Linked DNA regions of Homo sapiens: all the other regions are linked to region 2. Evidence: chromatin contacts called from ENCODE Hi-C or POLR2A ChIA-PET data. All regions are on one chromosome and are shown on one strand. Each heading gives the region's core, a stretch centred on a gene start or an enhancer-like site at or near the end of the contact. The rest is flanking DNA. Distances are from core to core; before and after follow the strand shown.

What was found. A loop is a pair of places that touch in the nucleus more often than their neighbours do. ChIA-PET counts read pairs that join two places held with the same protein, here RNA polymerase II (POLR2A). Pooled maps may share reads with other maps.
Region 1: a loop to region 2 is called in a map with no recorded cell type, with 20 times the contacts of the local background. The contact joins the promoter of CCM2 here to the promoter of UPP1 in region 2. A Hi-C loop is called at or near these places in 9 of 37 single-sample maps with no recorded cell type and 9 of 50 pooled maps.
Region 3: a loop to region 2 is called in a pooled map, with 11 times the contacts of the local background. The contact joins the promoter of MYO1G here to the promoter of UPP1 in region 2. A Hi-C loop is called at or near these places in 9 of 37 single-sample maps with no recorded cell type and 14 of 50 pooled maps. POLR2A ChIA-PET finds 5 or more read pairs at or near these places in 2 of 52 experiments (H1 and common myeloid progenitor, CD34-positive).
Region 4: a map with no recorded cell type shows a loop between it and region 2 (8-fold over the local background). The contact joins the enhancer-like site here to the promoter of UPP1 in region 2. A Hi-C loop is called at or near these places in 3 of 37 single-sample maps with no recorded cell type and 1 of 50 pooled maps. POLR2A ChIA-PET finds 5 or more read pairs at or near these places in 1 of 52 experiments (GM12878).

Annotation. Positions count from the first base shown.
Region 1 is chr7:44,997,992-45,004,378 of GRCh38, forward strand. CCM2 (CCM2 scaffold protein) reads left to right here and starts at 2,210. Exons shown (of 10, transcript NM_031443.4): 1 at 2,210-2,372. The coding sequence starts at 2,343. LOC102723334 (a long non-coding RNA gene) reads right to left here and starts at 2,017. Exons shown (of 4, transcript XR_428139.4): 1 at 1,727-2,017; 2 at 1,289-1,382. RefSeq lists silencers at 1,477-1,526, 2,157-2,686.
Region 2 is chr7:48,086,194-48,092,247 of GRCh38, forward strand. It overlaps UPP1 (uridine phosphorylase 1), which reads left to right and starts at 3,072. Exons shown (of 9, transcript NM_003364.4): 1 at 3,072-3,225; 2 at 3,995-4,171. RefSeq lists enhancers at 2,075-2,604, 2,417-2,626, 3,137-3,666 and silencers at 2,767-3,106, 3,447-3,636.
Region 3 is chr7:44,977,504-44,983,186 of GRCh38, forward strand. It overlaps MYO1G (myosin IG), which reads right to left and starts at 1,512. Exons shown (of 22, transcript NM_033054.3): 1 at 1,364-1,512. The coding sequence starts at 1,458. SNHG15 (small nucleolar RNA host gene 15) reads right to left here. Exons shown (of 3, transcript NR_152597.1): 3 at 5,520-5,683. RefSeq lists a silencer at 1,455-1,544 and enhancers at 1,745-1,814, 1,845-1,894, 3,122-3,251.
Region 4 is chr7:45,018,360-45,024,316 of GRCh38, forward strand. The region is part of intron 1 of CCM2 (CCM2 scaffold protein); the gene reads left to right. Among named protein-coding and RNA genes, the nearest start is that of CCM2, 21 kb to the left of the region's middle. Within about 2 kb of position 3,457, at least 2 of the 41 ENCODE cell types and tissues checked have a DNase peak (open chromatin) inside an H3K27ac peak, as active enhancers do; they include GM12878, where a contact is called at or near this core.

The DNA of each region.
Region 1 (6,387 bases), core at 960-3,459, 3.1 Mb before region 2:
CAGGCTTGGTGATGCGTCCTTGTAGTCCCAGCTACTTGGGAGGCTGAGATGGGAGGATTGCTTGAGCCCAGGAGGTTGAAGCTTCAGTGAGCCATGACTGCATCACTGCACTCTAACCTGAAGGACAGAGTGAGACTTTATCTCTAAAAATACAAAAGAAACAAAAAATTATTTGTCAATTAAAAAAAAACTGGCAGCTTTCCTAGTTTTCGGTCCTGCTTCCAGCTTAGGAGCAACCAGAGAAAGACAAATATGTGCCCCTAACCAATCACTTGGGATGCCCTGCCCCTTGCTTCCCCAGGCCAACAGCCTCAAATGAGGACATCCCTGGAGGCTTCCCTTTTTTCACTATAAAGCTTACCCACTCCTCTGCCTGACATTGAGTCTCATCCAAATACAAATGATGGTGGCTGACTCCCTTGTTATAGCAAGCTAACAGCCTTTTTGCTTTTCTCATTTTATTGTCTTTATTCCCAGTTATCACCATCTGATCATTAGCCAGTGGACTTTTGCTTGAAGCATGAACCTGTGTATGCAAAGACAGGGCAAAGGTATTCTGATGGATAAGAACAGCCTGAGGAAGTCAGCACATCCAGAGTTAGGCTAAGAGAAGTTTTAGTAGTGTTGTTTACTGTATTATGGAGTGATAAATATGCATTTGTGGAAGACGGTGGAAGACTTTAAATATCAGGCCTTTGTTCTGTGAATGGTGGGAAAATAATGACAACCAGATGCGCTACATCATTTGCGTGTGTAAATGTGGCAAGCTGGATTATTGCAGAAGGCAGATTGAAAGGGTGTTTCCACTATCTCTGCTTTATCTTGCAGAGAATGGAATACTTATGCCTTTGGAGAGGTCTAGAGACCAAGTATTTCTTTTGAATATCAGTATAACATAGGCCCAGTCAGGAGACAGAAACACAGTAAAGAAAAGTTTAATATAAAGAATTATTAGGCCGGGCGCGGTGGCTCACGCCTGTAATCCCAGCACTTTGGGAGGCCGAGGTGGGCGGATCACCAGGTCAGGAGATCCAGACCATGGTGAAACCCCGTCTCTACTAAAAATACAAAAATTAGCCAGGTGTGGTGGCTGGCGCCTGTAGTCCCAGCTACTCGGGAGGCTGAGGCAGGAGAACGGCGTGAACCCGCGAGGCAGAGCTTGCAGTGAGCCGAGATCCACGCCACTGGCACTCCAGCCTGGGCGACAGAGCAAGGCTCCGTCTCAAAAAAAAAAAAAAACCACCAAAAAAACACAGTTTACATTCTAGCTGTGCTACAAAGTTCTTACCGGCAGATTGGTTTAGTGGCAAAATAGCAGACCTGCTGGTGACTCCAATTTGTAGTGTGCTTTTGGGCGAATCACCTCATTCCCCGGACCTCATCTGGAAAATGTGGAAATTATACCGGATGACTGGTAAGGTTCTACGATTTTATTCTGATAGGGTCTGCACATCCTTGTGGTTGCACTTCTATTTTCCAAATGTGTTTGTCTAAGGCAGGCAGACTTTATAACAGAGAAGTACTAGAAAACGGATTCCCTGTGGCTCAGGGAATAAAGTGGGACACAAGAAAAAAGAAAACCGCACCGCACCCAGACTCTCGGCGGGACGCCCCGCCCCTCAACAGTGGCCGCCTCCTCGCGCCCCTCCTTCGCCATCTGCCGGCCGCGTCCCCTCCCGCCGGCCCCCGTCCCCCGTCCCCCGCCCCCCGTCCCCTTTTCAGAGACCTGAGCTCCGCCTCCCTGGACGCGAGGCAGGCTGGGAAGTCGGCCGCCGTAAAGATGGCGGCAAATTGAAAAAGTTGGAGCTGCTCCCGCGCGCGCTCCCGCGCGCGCTGAGTGGGCGGAGCGAACAGGGGGCTGGACAGGTGCGTTCTCGCGGCCGTGCAGAAGCGAAGTAGGGGTAGGAGCGTTTCCGGCTCTCCTGAAGGACGCGGGGCGGGGTGGGGGTGGTGCAAGGCAGGCGCGTTCTCGGCCGTCCTGAAGGGGCAGGATCTTCAGCCTGTGGGCGGTGCTCTCGCCGTGAGCGGGGCCAACGGGCCGTGTTCTCCCTGAAGGGGCGGGGTCTGATCGCTGCGGGTCGGATTCCCTTGGGCCTGAAAGTGAGGATGAGCGACAACCGTGGGCGGGGCCTGCGCTGGGGAAGGTGGGGCCTGGGCGGGGCGGAGGGGGCTCGGGCCCGGAAGTGCGGGTGTGGGGCGCGGCCGGGGCGGAGACTTCGGGCCCGGCTGGCGGGCGGCGCCGGGAGCGCGGGGGCGGCGGGCCCGGGTCGAGCATGTAGCGGCTGCTGGCGGCGGGGCTCCCGGGGCGGGCCGGGCGGGCCGCGGGAGCCGCACGCGGCGATATGGAAGAGGAGGGCAAGAAGGGCAAGAAGGTGAGCGTGCGCGGGGGCGTCCTACTGCTGTGGTCGGCGGGCGGCTGGGTTGAGGGGCCAGGGTGGGGTGGGCGGGTGTTCCTTGGGGCCCGGGGGGGGGGGCAGTGGGCCAGCTGGCGGGGCGGGGCGGGGCAGGGCGAGACCCCGGACAATGGTCAGGTGGGCTTTCGCGGCCGGGCGGGCAGGAAGCGCCGCGCCTTTCCTCTGGCCCGGGCAGCGGCTCGCCCCGACCTCGGCCCCAGACGGCCTTCCCTGCGCGTCGGGACCTGGGGCTGCAGAGGAAGTGGGCCCGGCGAGGGGCCAGAAAGCTGTCCAGGGCTGGAACTGGAGCTAGTGGGCTGTGTGGTTAACGTGGAGACGTTTGCTGCTCACTGGACTTCGTTTTTGGATATCCAGTAAAAGCAAGGGTGGCCTTCACCTTATGGCCAGCTCACTCGTCCACTATCACTCAGACCTAAAACCATTGATTGATTTTAGTGACGCTAGCTACATTTGGCAGTGGGATTTAGGACATAGTTCATAGTCAAACCCCAGTTTATGTAGTTTTACAAAATGTGGCTTTAATTACAGTAAAGGGTTATAGTAGTCGATAAAGAAACATTTTAAGACTGGAAAAACGATGTGGATTGAACTACCATTAAAGTGGAAAATGGATTTTAATAAAATGTATCTTTTTCAAATAAATGCTTTATAATCTTCACGTCTTGGCTATCATTTTCTTTTTGATGTGTGTGTGCGCACTTTTATCCACAAGTTTAAAGCAGACCTCGATAATTCCTAACTATGATTTTACTACCCTGAACTCTGCAGGGAAGTGTCCTTTAATTGACAGCTACTCACCACCTTGTTTGACAGAGTGCCCCATTTAAAAGTCCTGTTTGAAATAGAATGTAGCCAGGTGGCCTTCAGGGAGTCCTGTGGTGCTGGTTCTCTACTTTCTCAACTCATTGTTTCATGTTAGCACCATGCATGTCTAATTTAGGTGCAGTATAATTTGCGGTTATCTACAAAGATGTTTTAAGTCTGGAAAATAGCTCAAGATAGTGATTCAGCCTGCAGGTGTTAGATTAGAGATGCGTGCTGCGCACAGAAGAGGGAGGAGCCAAGCAGTGTAAAAGGAGTTAGCTGGAAAGGAGAGGTGCTAACCCGGTGGCTGCTTAGTAGGGACCATCAGGCCCGAGTGTGGATGATGCTGAGCTTTGCGGAAAGTGAGCCATGTGCTCTGTGGAATGCCGGGATCCAAGAGCGCGCTAAGGACTGATGACCTCATTGTGCACCGCTTACAGGAGTACCTGGCCCATCTACCTGTGTGTGATAGGCAAGGATGGAATTGAGTGATTTTTTTTTCTAGAGCTGTCTATCAGCTTTGGTAGAAACATGAAACACCCAGCAAATAGGGAGAGAGAGAGAGAAGCAGTAAGACTGTTTTTGGGGTACAAGTGAAAAAACAGTAAAATTATCAAGAATTTTCCAGTTGGGTAATGAAAAAATTTAGGCATAAACAGGTTAATTATTAATTTCATTTTCTCACTAGAGGAGATAATCAGTTGTTATGTAGTTGCTTAAGCCAGGGGTTTTGTGTTTTTTCTGTATTCTGCCACTTGTCTTAGCTTGTTTCCTGTAGACAAGCCAGACAAGGAGCTTTGGGGCATGGATTCTTCTCCAGGTCATGACTTAACACTACCTCGTGTACTCTGCCAGTTGCAAGCTGGCAGAACCTTCCTGCTCAGCTACCACATTCAATGTGAGATCACCTCCAGTTTAATAACTTCGGTGGTTAAATCATTCTCATTAAGGTAAATTGCATTGCTCTAAACTTATACACAAATTCAGACATAAGTAGCAGAAGTGCTGACAATAGTTTTATGAAGGTACAGTTTGGACGCTTAAATTCTTCTAAGTTAGCTTCTTCAAAAAATGCAGAATTAGGCTGGGTATGGTAGCTACGCCTGTAATCCAGCACTTTGGGAGGCCAAGGCTCGATCACTTTAGCTCAGGAGTTCGAGACCAGCCTGGGCAACATGGCAAAACCCCATCTATACAAAAAATACAGAAATTAGCCAGGCGCGGCAGCGCTCGCCTATAGTCTCAGCTACTTGGGAGGCTGAGGCAGGAGGATCACCTGAGCTCAGGTGGGCCTTTTTTTTTTTTTTCTTTTTAATCTCAGACACTTGTCTTGGTGTCTGCCAAGCAGTGATTCAGGCTTTTTTTTACCTCGGCCCATTTTCCTCAGGACACAGGAATCAGTGAGTTGGCAGAGAACCTATGGACCAAAGTGAGTCTCACGGAAACTTGGCCCCAGTGTATCACTGCCCTTTCTCAAGTCACCTCAGCACATGTGGTGATGATGACTGTACACCTGGGTTTCCTCAAGTGGGCCATGGTTCGTTTAACAAATGTCTGTTGAGCCCCTCTTGTGTCCCATGAAACTCACTGGGTGATGGGGATACAGGAAGAGCTTGTGGCCCCCAGGAGCTGATGGGGAGATGGATCACTCATGGGTCCATCTGAAGGAATGAGTGCATTGACAGAAAAGTCCTCTGGCCACTAAAGGTGTGGGGCCTGGGGAGTAGAAGTGACCACTTGGGGCTGCTCTTCTGTCCTGATGTCTACAGAGTGTCTACTTTTTAGCCTACAAGTTCTGTTTTGGGGTTTGGAGAATAAGGCTCCTACCTACGGTATGGACTCATGTTCTGTGCATTGTGGCACTATGTAATTCCTTTTTTTTTGAGATAGAGTTTCGCTCTTGTTGCCCAGGCTGGAGTGCAATGGCACGATCTCAGCTCACTGCAACCTCCGCCTCCCGGGTTCAGGTGATTCTCTTGCCTCAGCCTCCCGAGTAGCTGGGATTACAGGCGTGTGCCATCATGCCCAGCTAATTTTTGTATTTTTAGTAGAGACGGGGTTTCTCCATGTTGGTCAGGCTAGTCTCAAACTCCGGATCTCAGGTGATCCACCCACCTTGGCCTCCCAAGGTGCTGGGTGGCTGAGCCACCGCACCTGACAGTAATTCCTTTTTATTAGAAACTTGGATGCACTTAAGTTGGGTTGTGTGGATTTTTATACTCAGATCACAGCCCAAAAAAGCTGTCTTGTCAGGGTTGGGTGTAGGTAATCCTAACACTTTGGGAGGCCGAAGCAGGCGGATCACTTGACACCAGGAGTTTGAGACCAGCCTGGCCAGCATGGTGAAACCCCGTCTCTACTAAAAATACAAAATTAGCTGGGCGTGGTGGCATGTGCCTATAATCCCAGTTAGGAGGCTGAGGCAGGAGAATCTCTTGAACCCGGGAGGTGGAGGTTGCAGTGAGCTGAGATCATGCCACTGTACTCCAGCCTGGGCAACAGGGCAAGACTCCATCTCCAAAAAAAAAAAAAAACCATCTTGTGGCCTTAACCTTGTGGGTCTCAGCTTCTCTGCTGCCTCTGGTCTTCGGTTGCCCCACCAGGTGGCTATGATTTCACACTGATCAAAGTTAAATATTTTTACATTCATCTAGTTTATTTGCATTGTTTAAGGTAGAAAAAGGTTATAGGTTGAGTGTAGTGGCTACGCCTGTAATCCCAGCACTTTGGGAGACTGAGGTGGGAGGATCACTTGAGCCTAGGAGTTTGAGATCAGCCTGGACAATGTAGTGAGACCCTATCTCTACAAAAAATAAGAAAATTAGCTGAGCATGGTGGTGCATGCCTGTAGTTCCAGCTACTTGGGATGCTGAGAAGGGAAGATCGCTTGAGCCCTGGAGGTCGAGGCTGCAGTGAGTGTGATTGTGCCACCACCTGAGTGACAGCAAGACCCTGTCTCAAGAAGAAAAAGAGAAAAAAAAGGTTATAAAGTTCCCTAGAAATGTAGGACTAGATATTAAATAATAAATAAGGAATTATTAATTTTGTTGGGTATGATAATTAAGTTCTGATCTGATAGGCATGTATTCTGAGATATTTGTAGGTGAAATAATATGATTTCTGGGATTTGCTTTACTCAAAATAGAAGAAACAAAGGGGATAGCTGAAT
Region 2 (6,054 bases), core at 1,822-4,321:
CATTTGCTCTCTGCTTGCAAACATTGATGACACAGGTATTTTGGGTGTGGTTTAGTAGTGGCCCGACACAATTTTGTTTCCAGTTTGTCACACTGACAAGGTTTTAACCTGACAAATGTTAAACACAAATTATAGGAGGCCATTGTTTTAGACTAAGCTCTTGCACTAGGCCCCAAAAGACAAGACTAAAAATAAAAATAAAGTCACCCATGCTAACGTTTCAGGTCACCAAACTTACTGGAAAGGCGTCCTGATCCTGAGCCCTAGAGAAAGTTCTTGGATCTCCTACAAGAAAGAATTTGGGGTGAGTCCACAGAGAACAGTAAAAGGAAGTTTATTAAGAAAGGAAGGGAATAAAAGAGTGGCTACTCCATAGGCAGAGCATCCCCAAGGGCTGCTGGTGGGTATTTTTTATGATTACTCTTGAATATGTGCTAAGCAAGGGGTGGATTATTCCTGAGTTTTCCAAGAAAGGGGTGAGTTATTTGGTTATTCCCCCTTCCCTTTTACAAGGGAACCCTTAATCCTAAGGGTTGTAGAGTCAGGAAATATGTCAGCAGGAGTCGACTCAGAGACTCTTCATCTTGAATAGGAGCTGGGTAAAATGAGGCTGAGATCTGCTGGAGTGCATTCCCAGGAGGTTAGGCATCCTTAGTCACAGGATGAAATAGAAGGTTGGCAGGTGGTATCACAAGATACAGGTTACAAAGACCTTGCTGATGAAACAGGATGCAGTAAAGAAGCCAGCCAAAACTGGCCAAAACCTGCCAAAAACCAGCAAGGTGAGGAAAACTACCTCTGGTCTTCCTCATTGCTCATTATTCGCTAATTACAATGCATTCTCATGCTAAACGACACTCCTACCAGCACCATGACAGTTTATAAATACCATGGCAACATTTAGAAGTTACCCTATATGTTCTAAAAGGAAGAATTCCTAGAAAACTCATGAATAATCCACCCTTATTTAGTATATGATCAAGAAATAACCATAAAAATAGCCAACCAGCAGCCCTAGAGGCTGCCCTGCCCATGGAATTGCCATTCTTTTATTCCTTTACTTTCTCAATAAGCTTGCTTCTTTCACTTTACTCTGTGGACTCACCCTGGCCCCGAATTCTTTCTTGCACAAGATCCAAGAACATTCTCTTGGGGTCTGGATTGGGACCCTTTTCCGGTAACAAAACTAAAACTAAGTTGTTAATCTACCTTCAGAGAGAGAGAATAGCAACTTCCTAACCAGGCCAGTTTCAGTCTTCAGTCTGAGGCAGCAAAATAGGGTCTGGAGGCAGGGAACATAAGGCCGATTCACACTTTAGCTATGACAGGAAATAGCCTCTGCGTAGGCCAAGTAAATGACTTTGTAACTTTGCATCATCCCTTTCATTTACATAGTGTGTGCCCCAAGCGGAGGACATTGAAACTCCCCAAAATTCTGGAATGGGGCCTTTGAGCCCCTACGCTCAGGCCCGCTCCCACACTGTGGAGTGTACTTTCATTTACCTTTTTTTTTTGAGATGGCGTCTCACTGTGTCACCAAGGCTGGAATGCAGTGGCATGATCTCAGCTCACTGCAACCTCTGCCACCCAGGTTCAAGTGGTTCTCCTGCCTCAGCCTCCCAAGTAGCTGGAATTACAGGCACCTGCCACTGTGACCGGCTAGGTTTTTTTTTTTGTTTTTTTTTTTTTTTTACTTTTAGTAGAGACGGGGTTTCACCATCTTGGTTAGGCTGGTCTTGAACTCCTGACTTTGTAATCCACCCGCCTCGGCCTCCCAAAGTGCTGGGATTACAGGTGTGAGCCACTGCGCCTGGCCGTACTTTCATTTTCAATAAAACCCTTAATTCCTTCCTTGATTTGTTTGTGTGTTTCACTCTTGTCACCCAGTATGGAGTGCAATGGCGCGATCTCGGCTCACTGCATCCTTCGCTGGGTTCAAGCAATTCTCCTGCCTCGGCCTGCCTAGTACCTGGGATTACAGGCACGCGACACCACGTCCAGCTAATTTTTTGTATTTTTAGTAGTGACGGGGTTTCACCATGTTGGGCAGGCTGGTCTCGAACTCCTGACCTCAGGTGATCCATCCGCCTCGGCCTTCCAAAGTGCTGGGATTACAGGCGTGAGCCACCACTCCCGGCCCAACCCCATGTTTTCTCAGGAACTGGAGTTCCCTTTAGGAAGCAAGTAACAGAGGTGCTGGGCTGCCCGGGCCTCTAGGTCGTCTTCTTTCCCAGGCTCTGTGCTCTCACCAGAGTGCGCGTTCGGGAAGCAGGGAGAGGACCAGGAAAGACGCCTGAGACGGAGAGTGGGCACCGGCCGGGGGCAGGCAGGTCCGGCCCCTGGGGGTCAGAGTGCAGCGCCGGTTTGAGGCAGTTCGGCCACTTAGCTGCGACTCGAAGTGAATGAGTCACTTCCCCTCCTCGGGCGAGCTCCTGGCTTTGCCCCAGCAAGCGGGAACTCCCAGGATCAGGAAGGTCCCAGAGAAACTCCCCAGGGGGGAAGCCGAGGCCGTCCAGAGAGATCCAGGGTACACACAGTGACAGTGCCAGCTCCACATTCCCGACCACCGGGCCAGGGCTGGTTCCACGCTGTCATTTCTCTCCGCTGGCCCCAGCCGCGGGGCCACCGCCAGACAGACAGACCGGGGATCCTGCCTGGCGGCGTGACCTTGGGTTAGTCCTAGAGCCGCTTCTAGCCCGGTTTCCTCCGCCCCAGGTTAGGACCACGTGGGTAAGAAGATTTCCTCTGTAGTAGGGGCTGTTTAATGAGTAACAGAACTGGCTGCTGGTTCTTTACAATTGCCCAGCTGCTCTGCAGAGGCGAGAAGCAATTGCGGGCTGAGCCTCCCGGGACCTTCGCGGGAGGGTGGAGAGGAGGAAGGCGGGGGAGGCGGGGCCAGAGGGGCAGAGGAAGGTGGGGGCGGGCGGGGCTTGTCTGCGGGATGGCCCAGGATGCGGTCAGCTGAGTTCGCCGGCCCAGGGCAGGCGGGGCCCGAGCCTAGCGGTAACCCCCGGGCAGGGCGGGGCCGCTCGCAGACTCCATATGAGATTCACCTCGCAGGTGGTTCCCTCATTCGAGTGCTCCGGCGCACAGACCCGCGCCCCGCCGTCTGCGAGCCTCCCGAGAGCCGTCCCTTCGTCCGGCCCTGGAGCATTGCGTTTGTCGCCGGTGTCGCAGTGCGAGGATGGCGCCGCGGGTGTAGCGGCTCTCTGCGCAGGCCGAGTGGTGAGTCGCCCGCGGCCCGGCTCCCGCCGTTCTCTCTTCCCAGGGGTCTAGCCCGTCCCCTGCCTTGGCCACGTGCCCATTTACCTGTAGGGGCGGTGACGGAGGCTCTGGTGCACCTTGGCTGTGAGCTGCAGAGGAGCAGAGAGCGGCCCGGCGCGGCTGCGCGGGGAGGCGGGCGCGCGGCCGGGAGGTTCTGGGGCTGGTGTGTGCGGAGCGAGGTGGGCGTGGGGGAAGCGCGCGGGCGGGATGTGCTTCCTCGGGTCCACCCCGTGCCTACCTCTCCCACGTCCCGGCGACGGAGCGCGCGGGGCTCTGGGCGGGGAGCCCACCGGGCCGAGGCGCAGCGAGGGTGAAGCCAGAGCCGGCAGGGTCAGGTCCCGCAGGGCGCAGGCGGGCGCTTCTCGCAGCCCAAACCCGGGCGGGGAGTGCGGGAACCCCTAGAACTATGCTGGGAGCCCCAGATAAGAGGAAGGAGATGGTGACTTAAGTGACGAAGTGATGTTTTGTCCCCACCGCCTTTTAAAGGGAGAAGGGGGTAAAATTTCATTTGGAGGATGATTGTTACGCGAGCTTTCAGAGTTCAGATGGCGTCAAGTGGCCATCGAGTCAACATTTAACAAAATGTTACCGCATAAAATATTGTCATCGAGTTATCTGGCAGCTCCGCAGAGAAACTTCACAGGCATATGCGTTATATGACATAATTTGCATGGGGAAGGGGGTCCCTTCACGATTCTTTTATATGGCAACCTGTTCTTGGACCTGGCAGGGCCCAGAGAAGCGAGGAACTCCGCAGCTCGTCGACACGTCTCGTCTCCTGTCCCAATTCAGGGCTTGGTGAGGTGACTCGCGGTCGCGGGTGACTCGCCGGCAGGACACTGCCTGGAACGCCTGGAGCGCCTCCCACTGCAGACGTCTGTCCGCCTCCAGCCGCTCTCCTCTGACGGTCAGTTTCAAAGAAACACAGTCTGGGATCCGGAGTAGAAAGAGGCCGTTTCCCGTGAAGGCCATAGAGGCAGTTTCCAGGCGCCTGGGTGACCTGTCTCTGCACTTCCCTCTCTGCTTCTCCATCCCTGTTTCCTTTCCCCACTGTCCCCTGCCTGGCCTTTCTTTGGCTCATTTTCTGCCTTCCTGGGGTCTTCTGGTTAAAAAGACCATTGGTTCCATTCATTGGCTGTAACCGCGGGTCTTTAAAAAACTTTGTGACTTCCTTGAATAGAAAGAATGTCTTACTCTGGATTTCTACAAGCGCTGCTGAGCCATTCCCAGGGCAGGCCTTTGTCTCTCCCGCCTTTCAGTTTGTTTGCCCATCTGCATTTTGGCCCAAGCTTTCCCCATTTCTCAGCTGCTCTTACATTATTTCTTTTTTCAGAGGCTACCCTGACCTTCTAGTCCTCTGCATTAAACCTCATCACCGCAGACCGTTTTAATTCAGCACAGGTGTATCGAGCACAAATTATATTCTTGGTTCCAATACTTTCAGCACTGGTGGGCATTCATGTTTCATTTAAGAAGGATAAATTAGTGTTTCTTTACATGGGCTTTTTGTCAAAGTGGAATTTTGTTGACTTTACTGATCTTAAAATTAACGCAAACTTATTGTAAAAACAAACAAACAAAAAAACCCAAAAACCAAAAATCAAATATATAACAGAAAATGAAACTTCTAGGTTTTCCTCTTCCCTAAAGATAAACAACAAACATTCTTCTTCCTTCTCCTCTCTCTCTCACACACATTTGCTTTTGAAATATGTTCATTCAAAAAAGTATTTTAAATGTTTACAAGCTAAGTTATTTATGCAAGTAACTTACCAATCTGATTTGAGTTTAACGGGTTAAAACTAAAAAAAAAAATCAAAAACATCTTCAGTTTTTTTTTTTTTTTAAGTAAGATGGATCTGGCTGGTAATAGGTAGAGAGCCCCAGGTGATCACCGAAAAGACTCTTCCTTGGGGAGCCAAATCCTAAGCCAGGTTTAGGATTTCCCTGGGAGGTAGAATTTGCAGCCCAGGTAAAACCAGCAAAACTCTCCTGTTATGTGGGGAGGGGAGCGAAGAGCATGGCTTTCTAGAGAGGTGAGAGAAGACTTGTTGAGAAACTGAATTTCATTTCCTTACGGAAGTTGGAGAACATTGTGGTACAATGTTAGGAGAAAGGTTTTCTAAAATCAGTGCAGTCTGACATCTTCAACACCAGGGTCTTTTCCACTGGAGCACTGCAGACATCTGCAACTTTCTCTGCCTACGTGGGTGTGGTTAAATAGACCCTCCCTGAGTGCAGGGCTGAAAAGTGGAGAGAAGTTAGTTCTTGGGACACTCACACCCAGGAGGGGGGATCCTGCAGGTACTAAGATTGCAAAGGGAAAGAGAGAGTGAGGCTGGTCCTGGAGCCCACTAGGAAGGAGCCAGCGGAAAGCAGTGACTGGACAAGGGAACTGATTTCTCTGCTGATGTGGCCTTGGTTTCTCTGGTTCAGAGTAAAGAAAAGCAACCAAACCTAGAGAGAAACATCCTTACTCTACAAGGCCAGACGGGAAGTTCTGTCTTTGGCTTGGTTTCCTTTTCTACAAACGGGGTTGGATTCTCTCTGGAGAGCTTTCCGGGGGCCACTCAGCAGTCTCTGATTCAGTGGGATGTTCTCAGCTGCTGGCCCAAGGGAGCTCACCTCTTAGCTCTTCCCCTGCCTGGTTCACTGGGGGGCTGCTCCCTCCCATTAGCTCCCTACCCCTAAAGACAAAAATAGCAGCCTGGAGGGGGCAGAGTTTTAGGGGAGGTTGTAAGAGGGCACATTCTTCAGAGGAGCCACTCTTACGGGGGAATGTTCCTGCCC
Region 3 (5,683 bases), core at 262-2,761, 3.1 Mb before region 2:
GTCTCAAGGCCTGGGCGGGAACCCAGAGACAAAAGGGGACCCCACCCAGCCCCACCCAGATGACAGGGAGGGAGTTGATGTCGTTGTCTTTACACCCCCGACCCCCCAGCCTGTGGCCAGTGGCTGCTGCCTCTCCCCTGGCACAGCCTCAGACTTCTTGACCCTTTCCTTCACAAACCTGGTCCCCAGTGGGGGTGGATGTCTGCCCTTCTCTTGACCTTTCTGCCCCTGGGAGGAGGACTGGCAGGCCTGCCCCTCAGACCCATCTCCCCTTGGTGTGTGGTACCCACCCTTCCCTGGATGGCCCTGTCTCCCGGCAGCCTGTCCTGGGTGGGCCTGTCCTGAGGTTCCTCTTTCTCCACCACCTCTGACATGGGTTTTCCTGGGCCTAGCTCCCATCCTCCTACAAGCTGGGGATGAGGGCACAAGTCACCCACGTCTCCAGGGCTCAGTGTTCTCCTCATCAAAATAGAGAGGACAATGTTTCATAAGCTCATTTTATAAGAATGAGGTAGAACAATGTGCACAAAGTGCTTAGCTCACGTCCTGGCTAGCCCTCCTCTTTGAGCCAGGCTCGTGGTCTCTTGCCTTCGGTGCTTAGTGGGGATCCTGGTCCCCAAGCTCTCCCCAGGGAGCTTCCGGAGTACACAGCGAGTGGCCTTCTGCCCCTCCCTGGGAGTCCTGGCAGGAAGCCCAGCTGCCTGTATGGCCACCCTACTGTGCCATGCCCCTACCTCCCGGGCTTCTCCCTGCCCTCCACCTGCCCTCCTTGATGGTAAATTGGGCTCCAATATCACTTCTACCAACTGTGTCCTGTGATACTCCATGTACCCCAGGAGAATGTCACCTCAACTTGGTGGGAATGTTTGGACCCTAGGGTGGAGCCTGACTGCTTCATCTCAGTGTCCCCAGGGCTCAGGCCAGGCCCCATGGATGAGATGCATCGAGGGAGCATCAACAACTGGCTGGGAAGTGGCTGGAGGGAGGTGCCCCTGGTCCCTCCTGGAAAGATAGTGCCTGGTATGTATCTGTCCAAGAAGTGTCATGCCCTGGCCCCGTCGGGCAGGAAAGAAGGGGCAGAAGATGCCTGGACTGTGTGGGAGGCAGGGGTGGGTTGAGGTGGTGGGCAGCTCCGGTGCTGACTTGCCAGCCCTGACAGGGACAGTTGCCTCCTTGTCTGTTCCTGTCCCCTGGGGCCGTGCTTTGAGGCACTCATTTCAGCCCCATCTGGTCTGGGTGGGTGTGTGCCACTGCCCCCTCCCTTGGACAGCAGCGTGCCTTCCTCTTTCCCTCAGGTCTCTGCGAGGACGCAAGGTGGGAGACCCTGGAGGAGGGGAGCCACTGCCTCCTGCCCTGGGCCTACCTGAGCTGCAGGTTCCTCATGAAGTCCTCCATGGTCACTTGGTCCAAAAGCACAAAGTCAGGTTTGCCATACTCAGGGCCTTCCTCGTCCTCCATCCTGCCGGCTGGAAACACCTTGCCTCACCTTCCTGTGCCTGCTGGAAGGACAGTGAAGGAGAGGGGGAGGGAAGGCTAGGGGAGGCCCCACCGCCCCCGCCCTGCCCCACCAGCCTCCTCCAGTGCTGGTGTAAAGTAGGAAGTGGGTTCTAGTCCTGGGAGGGGCTGCCCTCCGCACTTGCCACTCCTTCCCCCTCGAGGTGCTCTAAACCCTGCTTCCTGTCCCTGCGCCCCACAAGGAGGCTGTGCCTAACGGTCTGACCCGTTTGCACGCCAGGGGCGAGGGGCCGGATGCTGGGTCCTCCCCGCTTTGGAGGGTTCTTCGCTGGCCTCCTTCGGAAGCTCCCCTCCACCCACAAGCAGGAGACAAGACTCCGTGGGTTGGCTTCCAACCCTGGCAGCACGTTAGAGTCACTTGTGGGACTTTAAAGAAAGATTTTTTGACGTGATCTTGGTTACCTGGCTGTGTGTGTCTCTCAAGTCAGAACTGAACACTAGATGCAATATACTGTATGTACATTGTACATTAATACAAAAATGAAAAAGGATCCTAATGCCCAGGCCTTTGGGGTGGGGGCAACAGCCTTCTTTGCAGTGTGAAGGCCACACTGGGGTGTAGACGAGCAAAGCTTCTTGTGTGACCTGCCAAGGGCCAGTGGTCCTAGCACTGCAATTCCCCACCCCAGCCACGGGGGAGGGACAGAGGACCCCAGAGCATCCTCTGCATGGGGCTGGCCTTCAGTGGGACCCCTGTGCCCCTAACTGTCCTCTGCCTTGTACTTGTGTCCAGCCGATCCCCCATAAACTGCAGTGAGGACCAGGAACATGCCTGGAGCCCTGTGGCCTCATCTCAGAGCTGCTGTCCCTGCACTTTGAAGATGAGGCAGCGCATTTGGGGAGCGGCTGCATTTAGGGAGTGGCCAAAATCTCCAGACACTGCATTCCTGACACTTAGTGCTCCTGGAAGAAGTGGGAGGGGTGCAGTTCTCTTAGCTTCCAGGCAGACTGGAAAAAGTTCTTTTTCATCCCAGGACAGACTGGGGCAGGTCACACCCATCCTCTAGGAACACTGGGGCGATTCTCTCATCAAAGGTCAAATGGATGCAGTTCTCTCTCATCCTACAAATAGACTGGTGACATTTCTCTTTCACCCCTTCCCTCATACAGGGAGGTCAAAGGGCAGACTCCAGAATTCCCAAACTTCAGTCATTCATGTGCTGCCTTTGAGATTTGTTGTACTCATAAGCACTAGTTTAACTATTGTCTTTCAGTCATCCCATTTTTTAAACTTTGAAGTAATGGATAGGCAAGTTAAGTTTATTTTTTTCTCTCGAATACCTTAAAGCAAATGCATTCCTGATAAAACTGAAAGTACTTATTCAAGTACCTAATAAAACTGAGTCACGCACCACTGCAATAAGGGGCCACTGGCCTGAAAAATCCCCAAATTTGTAAGTGGGCAGCCTCTGGCTCCACCCTGGGCCAGACCTGGGGCTCCTCTTGGGCAAATTCAAAGTCAGTCCTTCGGAACTCTGACAAGTGTGGCCTCCTCCCCACCCCCAGGCTCTTGGGCTGGTGCTTTTGAAGGGTTTCCCAAACCTACACTCAAGTCTGGGAATTCTCACCCAGACTCTTGCCAGCTCATCTGTCTTTTCAAGTTTCACTTCCCCAACCCCCAGGGAGTCAAGCCAACCAGTGGAACCAAGATGGCTGTATTCCAGTAAAACGTTAAGGACACCGAAATCTGAACTTCGCAAACTTTTCATCTGTCACGTAATCATACTATTTTGGGTATTTCCCCCACCACTAACCACTTAAAAATGTCAAGACCACTCTTAGCTCAGAGATTTGGCTGGTGGGAGGAGTTTGCCCGCCCTTGCTTTAGCTGCTGCTGGTTGCTGGGACCCTGGGCGTCCTTCCTTGGTAGTTTGCACAAATTTGCCATGCATTGCCTCATTTGATTCTCATGACACATGTAGGAGTTACTGTTATTTTCATTTTACATATATTAAAACCGAGGCTGAGATGACATCACTACAAAGGAAGTTCCCTCCTGGGTCAACAGACCTCTGGGCCCTTATAGCACTGAATTCAGTGGGTCCTACTCAAATCCCAGGGAAAAGTCGGTCAGTCAGAGTCACGGCCTGGTCCTCAGAAGGGAGGACAAATGGTAGCTCTATCTGCAGCTTCCCCAGGGCATGCTCCTTACAGGGTATGACTGGTAGAACAGGTAGATGAACAAAGGCAGAGGCTCCTAATGGAAGGACAGCAAGGAGGGGCCACCACCAACTCAAGCCTGGCAGGGGCTGAGGAAACCATCCTGGCCCCAGTGAGTTTCCCTCTCATTATCTCATCTGGATCAGTTTCACAATGCCTGCCTCCACCAGGGCTCCTACGGCTGCACCTGCAGGTCCCTTGCCCTCACCCTCCTCGTTGCAACCTTCAAATCCCAGGCTTGCTCTGTTGGTGCTGACCTTGCAGCAAATCCCCAGCCCCAGAAAAATGTCCCCTTTCAGGGGAGTTGCTTTTTCGGCTCTACACAACTGTACCATAACTTAGTATTTCTATTAAAAATTTTTTTTTTTTACCTCATCTGAGGTGATACCATTGGGCTAATTGTAGGGGAATGGCTCTACCTAGGGGTATACTCTCATAGGCCACAGGCCACACAGCTCAACTGAGCCTCCTGGAACTGAGAGTGGAGGCCTAGGAGGCGCTGCCACAAGGCCAGCTCCATTCCCCGCTCCATCCTTCTGGGAGGCTATCAGGAGTTACTGTCTCCTGGGATTTTTTTTCTAAGCAGGGATGTGAGACTTCCGGTTCGTACCCCACTCCCCCCATGGTATAGCTGCAGACTAGACAATCTGCTCAGCTGCAGTCTAGAATTGGCTCCTCAACAAGGGGAGATGCTGTGCCTCCTGTTGCAGGCCCCTTTGGGTGCTTTTCCATTCACTGTCAGTAGTAAATTGGATGTAAGTCACTGGAGGCTGGGTGTGGTGGCTCACGTCTATAATCCCAGCACTTTGGGAGACTGAGACAGGTGGATCACCTGAGGTCAGGGAGTTCGAGACCAGCCTGACCAACATGGTAAAACCCCACGTCTACTAAAAATACAAAAATTAAGGCATGGTGGCATATGCCTGTAATCCCAGCTACTTAAGAGGCTGGGACAGGAGAATCGCTTGAACTCGGGAGGTGGAGGTTATGGTGAGCTATCATGCCACCGCACTCTAGCCTGGGCGACAGAGCAAGACTTCGTCTCAAAAAAAAAAAAAAAAATGCTGGGCCTGGTGGCTCACGCCTGTAATCCTAGCACTTTGGGAGGCTGAGGTGGGTGTATCATGAGGTCAGGAGTTCCAAGACCAGCCTGGCCAAGATGGTGAAACCCCGTCTCTACTAAAAATACAAAATTAGCTGGGCATGGTGGTGGGCGCCTGTAATCCTAGCTACTTGGGAGGCTGAGGCAGGAAAATCACTTCATCCGGGAGGCAGACGTTGCAGTGAGCTGAGATCATGCCACTGCACTCCAGCCTGGATGACAGAGACTCCATCTCAAAAAAAAAAAAAAAGTCACTGGTACTTTAATGGCTCTATTTGTCAGGGCTTGGCCTGGCCTGCTGCAACATTCCTTGACAACATCCCCAATACCAACATGGGGCACATCACACATATTAAGGGTATTACTTCTGTAACTTGTTTGAATGCTTAGGTGAATACCTAAGACTATCTGATGAGACAGAATGTCTTATCGAGCCAACCATCAAATGCTCCTGGAAGGTAAAGCTCCTGATGACAGTGCCTTTGTGCACCATCACCTCACTGTAGAACTCAGCCAGTTGGCCTTGGCTTGTGAACTCTCACCACAGCTTGCCACTGTCAGTTGAAACTGGTGGCACATGCACATAAGATGATCAGAGTTCCAAGTGGCTATCTACAAGCATGAGCATTGAGAATGGTGAAATACTTGGGGATCCCTTGGACTTAGCTGACAACTCCTTCAAGAAGACGCAGGGTCTTCCTATCTTTGCATCTGGCATATGTAAAAAACAGGCAAGACTAAATCACATATTTAAATCCATATTTATTAAATATCCCTTGTTTTTCATTCAGGAGATACCAGAAGGGCCCAGGTCCTGGTGCACAGCAAAGCTTCTCATTCTGGAAGCAGAGAACCTGGCACCCAAACCTAGGGCCAGAGGTCTGTCTGCCAGACCCACAGCCCAGG
Region 4 (5,957 bases), core at 2,207-4,706, 3.1 Mb before region 2:
TTTATTTATTTATTTTGAGATAGAGTCTCGCTTTGTCACCCAGGCTGGAGTGCAGTGGCGTGATCTTGCTCACTGCAACCTCCACCTCCTGGGTTCAAGTGATTCTTTTGCCTTAGCCTCCTGGGTAGCTGTGATTATAGGCACATACCACCACGCCCAGCTAATTTTTTTTTGTATTTTTAGCAGAGATGGGGTTTCACCATGTTGATGGGGCTGGTCTTCAACTCCTGACCTCCAGTGATCTGCCTGCCTGAGCCTCCCAAGGCGTGAGCCACCATGCCCAGCTTCTTTTGGCATTTTAAAGATGAAGACTCATTATCTTCTGGCATCCATTTTTTCTCTTGAGAAGTTACCTGTCATTTTTGTTGTACTGAATGTCTTTTATTTGACAGTTTTAAGAATTTCTTTTTTTTTTTTTTGAGATGGAGTCTTACTCTGTCGCCAGGCTGGAGTGCAGTAGCGCAATCTCAGCTTACTGCAACCTCTGCCTCCCAGATTCAAGTGATTCTCCTGCATCAGCCTCCCAAGTAGCTGGGATTACAGGCATGCACCACCATGCCAGGCTAATTTTTGTATTTTTAATAGAAATGTGGTTTTGCCATGTTGACCAGGCTGGTCTCGAACTCCTGACCTCAGATGATCTGCCTGCCTCGGCCTCCCAAAGTGTTGGGATTATAGGCGTGAGCCACTGCGCCTGGCCTTTTTTTTTTTTTTTTTTTTTTGAGACAGGGTCTCACTCTGTTGGCCAGGCTGGAGTGCTGTGGCGTGATCTCGGCTCACTGCAACCTTGCAACCTCCGCCTCCCGGGTTCAAGTGATTCTCCTGCCTCAGCCTCCTGAGTAGCCGGGACTACAGGCATGCACCACTGTGCCCGGCTAATGAAAAAAGTTTTTTAAATATAGATGGAATCTCAGTATGTTGCTCAGGCTGGTCTTGAACTCCTGGCCTCAAGCCATCCTCCTGCTTCCGCCTCCTGGGATTACAGGAATGAGCCACCGCACCTGGCTGGGTTTTATACTTTGGTTTGGTAGATCAGTTTTGATCTTTGTCCTTACTCTTAGGGTAAATTTCTTAGTCCTGGAATGTATGTTTTACTCCTAAGATGTGGCCTTTGTGGGGTTTCAAATGGATAGTCTCAAGTGTTTAAGGTACTGATTAAGCCCCTTTAACTTGGCAGGACTTGGACTCCAAACTCTTATCTACCCTGCAGCTAGGGAGAGCTAAAATCTCAGCTTTTTTTTTGAGACGGATCTTGCTCTGTTACCCAGGTTAGAGTGCAATGGTGTGATCATAGTTTACTGTGACCTTAAACTTCTGGGCTCAAGCAATTCTCCTACCTTAGCCTCCCAAGTAGGTAGGACTACAGGCATGCACTATCTGGCTAATTTTTATTTTTGTAGAAATGGGGTCTCACTATGTTGCCCAGGCTGGTTTCAAACTCCTGAACTCAAGTGATCTTCCTGCCTTGGCCGCCCAAAGTGCTGGGATTATAGGCATGAGCTCCCGCACCCAGCCATCAGCTTGCTCCTTCAACCTTCAAGCTATCGTGTCCTTTCTGGGCTTGTGGGAGTCTCACCTCCGCTTACGCAGTTCAGGGTTCAGCCAAAGATTTGAGGGGACCTTATACTCAGACTTTGGGTTCCTTTTTTAGTGGGTTCCTCCTTTCCTATATTTCCCTCTCAATTTCCAGCTTCTTTAGCAGTCTCAAATCCTCCTTTAACCTGTCAGGCCAATAAAATTGCAGCTTTTTTTTCTCTGCTCCACTCCTCTGAGACTGGGGCATACTCTCAGGAGTAAAGCAATATAAAAGTGGATCTTGCCCAGTGATGTTCCCTTCTTTCAAGGGTCATATAAATTCCAAGCTTCTTTTTTATTTCTTGTTTGTCTCCAGTGTCTTTAGAAGATTGTTTTTCACATTTTATCTAGAGTTCATAATCTCGGTCTGTGAGAAAGTTATTTTGATACAGTCTACTTCTCTCTTAAGGGAATAAGAACTTCTTTGGGTTTATTTTTTCTTGACAGTGTGTTTTGGAGCTCTTTCATTATAGATATATAGTTTCTTTATTCTTCTTTAGGGTGGAATGGCATTTTTATCTGTGGGCTACTGTATTTAAACAGCAGCCCTCCTATGGACTTTTAGGTTGTCATTTTGCTTAAAAAATAATGAAGCAATTAATTTTCTAACCTGTCATGTATGTAATGCATCTGTAGGATTAATTCCCGAAAATGCACTTGCTGGGAAACATAAGTGCATTTGTAATTTTAGTAGATGTTAACAAATTGTTTTGTATGGTAGAACCAAGGTTTATTCTTTTTTTCTTTACCCACCTCTCAAGAGAACAGTTTTTATTAGGTGAAAGTGGTATTTGCTAAAAATTTTGAGTATTTTCCAAAATGAACTTGTTAAGTTTTCTTACTAAAAAATACATTTGTATCTCAGAAGAAAGTAGCAAAATATATTATATGAAAAAAATCACACCCACTAGAAACAACTGTTATTAGTCTTTCACGTTGCTTTCCTGTTTGTGTATGCTTTTCTGTGTTAGCAGTAATAATACAGTCTTATTACCTTGGTATTTATTTCAAACACTTGCTTAGTGCCCACTGTGTAAAGAGCTTTCTGGGGAGCTGTCACTGCCTGCCTGAATCTCCCTCACTGTCTGAGGGTGGTCTTAGTGCTCATGAGGTCGAGAATATCGAGTGCTGTGTCAGAAGGGCAGAGGTCAGGTGGATTTAAAGCTGTTGCACCAAAGCCAGGTGTGGCGACATGCCTGTAGTCCCAGCCTACTCATGAGGCTGAGGTGGGAGGATGGCTTGAGCCTAGGAGTTAGAGAATGCAGTGAGCCATGATTGTGCCACTGCACTGCAGCCTGGGTAATAGAGCAAGACCCTGTCTCTAAAAAATAAAAAAAATAATAAATAGGCTGGCACGGTGGCTCACGCCTGTAATCTCAGCACTTTGGGAGGCCGAGGCGGGCGGATCACCTGAGGTCAGGAGTTCAAGACCAGCCTGGCCAACATGGTAAAACCCCCGACTCTACTAAAAATACAAAAATTAGCCAGGCATGGTGACACATGCCTGTAATCCCAGCTACTCGGGAGGCTGAGACAGGGAGAATTGCTTGAACCCGGAAGGTAGAGTTGCAGTGAGCTGAGATCGCGCCACTGCACTCCAATCTGGGCGACAGAGCGAGGCTCTTTCTCAAAAAAAAAAAATAAAATAAAATAAATAATAAATAAATAAAACTATGCATCAAGCACCATCTCCCTGTCCCCTGGGTATGCCTTTGGAAGTGCAGTTTGCAGAGTGAGTGAGATGAGGCAGGGGAGTAGGAGGAGGAGCTGAGGAGGAGAATGGGGCAGGGGAAGATGAGACAGGGAGGAGGAGGAGGGGAGGAGAGGGGAAGGGATGAGAGAGGGAAGGAAGGTGGAGTCATTGTTCCTGCTGTTGCCTTGCGTGGCTGTGACAGCTGTTGAAGCTGTCTTCTCACAGTTTTGCACACTGTGGGTTATGATTCATTAGTGGCATGTGAAATCAACCATGTAGGTAGCAACCTTTTTTTCATGTAAGAATTTAAAGGATACAAGTATAAAGTTAAAGAACTTAAGGAAAAATTTTGCTAGATTCATTTTGAATTAGAGCTGTCACGTATTTCTTAGCTATCTGCATGGAAAACACCTAGAAGCAATGACAGTCCAATAGCAGTGGAGCACACCTAGGACTTTATTGTAGTCTGAATTGTATGTCAAGTAGTGTGGTTACAGTAAGTGAGGGGATGTAGCTTTTTGCCACAAAATCTGTACTTTGGAAGGTGAATGTGAAGCAATGAGAACAAATGGAGATTATTAATCTGTGCTGTGGTTGGCGTTCAGAATTAGGCCACATTTTAGTATGTTTCATGTGGGGATCATTATTTTTTTTTGGACCAGCTTTTTTTTTTTTTTTTTTTTTTTTTTTTTGAGATGGAGTCTTGCTCTGTTGCCCAGGCTAGAGTGGAGTGCAGTGGTGCGATCTCGGTTCACTGCAAACTCCGCCTCCCGGGTTCACGCCATTCTCCTGTCTCAGCCTCCCGAGTAGCTGGGACTACAGGCGCCCACCACCGTGCCCGGCTAATTTTTTGTATTTTTAGTAGAGACGGGGTTTCACCGTGTTAGCCAGGATGGTCTCCATCTCCTGACCTCGTCATCCGCCCGCCTCGGCCTCCCAAAGTGCTGGGATTACAGGCATGAGCCACCGTGCCTGGCCTTTTCTTTAGAGTTTCTGATGAATTGCTTTTCTTTTTTCTTTCAAAAGAAACATTAAATTTTAAAAAATTTCAGTAGCTTTTGGGGTACAAGTGGTTTTTGGTTACATGGGTGAATTGTATAGTGATGAAGTCTGGCTTTTATTTTATTTTTTGAGACGGAGTCTCATTCTGTTGGCCAGGCTGGAGTGCAGTGGTGCGATCTCGGCTCACTGCAACCTCTGCCTCCCGACCTCAAGCGATTCTCCTACCTCAGCCTCTCGAGTAGCTGGGATTACAGGTGCCCACCACCACGCCTGGCTAATTTTTATATTTTTAGTAGAGACGGGGTTTCACCATGTTGACCAGGTTGGTCTCGAACTCCTGAGCTCAAGTGATCCACCAGCCTCGGCCTCCCAAAGTGCTGGGATTACAGGCATGAGCCACCTCACCCTGCAAGTCTGGGCTTTTAGTGTACCCATCACCCAAAAAGCGTACATTGTATCCAGTAGGTAATTTTTCATCTCTCACCTCCCTCCCACTTTCTCCCTTTCTAAGTCTCCAGTGTCCATTATATCACTCTGTGTGCCTTTGTGTAGCCATAGTTTAGCTCCCACTTATAAGTGAGAGAACCATGCCCGGCCCAGACTTCTTTTTTTAAATGTTCTAATAAAACTTTATTTACGGCTGGGTGCAGTGGCTCACACCTGTAATCCCAGCACTTTGGGAGGCTGAGGAGGGTGGATCACCTGAGGTCAGGAGTTCGAGACCAGCCTGGCCAACATGGCGAAGCCCCATCTCTACTAAAAATACAAAAATTAGCCGGGTGTGGTGTTGCGCGTCTGTAATCCCAGTTACTTGGAAGCCTGAGGCGGGAGAATCGCTTGAACTTGGGAGGTGGAGGTTGCAGTGAGCTGAGATCGTGCCACTGGACTCCAGCCTGGATGACAGAGTGAGACTCCGTCTCAAAAAACAAAACTAACAAAAACAACAACAAAACACAAGAAAACCCCACTTTATTTACAAAAACAGGTGGCTTGCCTGTGTGGTAGAGTTTACTCAGCCTTTTTCTAGAGAATGCCTTGTTATTGTGAATGAGATTCAGTTTTATTATGGTAGGCAGTGAGATTACTGGGAAATCTTTTTTTTTTTTTTTTTGTCGTGTGCATCTTTGTTTAGTCATTATTTTGATAGCTCTGTATCAGTTTTTTTTTTTTTTTTTTTTTTTTTTTTTTTTTTTTTTATGAGACAGAGTTTTGCTCTTGTTGCCCAGGCTGGAGTGCAATGGCACAATCTTGGCTCACTGCAACCTCTGCCTCCCAGGTTCAAGTGATCCTCCTGCCTCAGTCTCCGTAGTAGCTGGGGTTACAGACATGTGCCACCACGCCCTGCTAATTTTGTATTTTTAGTAGAGTTGGGGGTTTCTCCATGCTGGTCAGGCTGGTCTCGAATTCCCGACATCAGGTGATCCTCCTGCCTTGGCCTCCCAAAGTGCTGGGATTACAGGCATGAGCCACCGCACCCGGCCTCTGTATCAGTTTTGAATTTAGTTCTGGGTGTTTTCCTTACACCTAAAGTGTGGACTTTTTGGATTTCTACTGAGTAGCCAGTTCAGCAAAGTCTCTTCAGCTGATTATAATGTTCAGGAAAGACTCTTCAGCTGATAATAACTTCTGGCATCACCATTCAGCAGTCAGTCAAACATTAAATGATTACCTGTAGGCATTGTGGAGT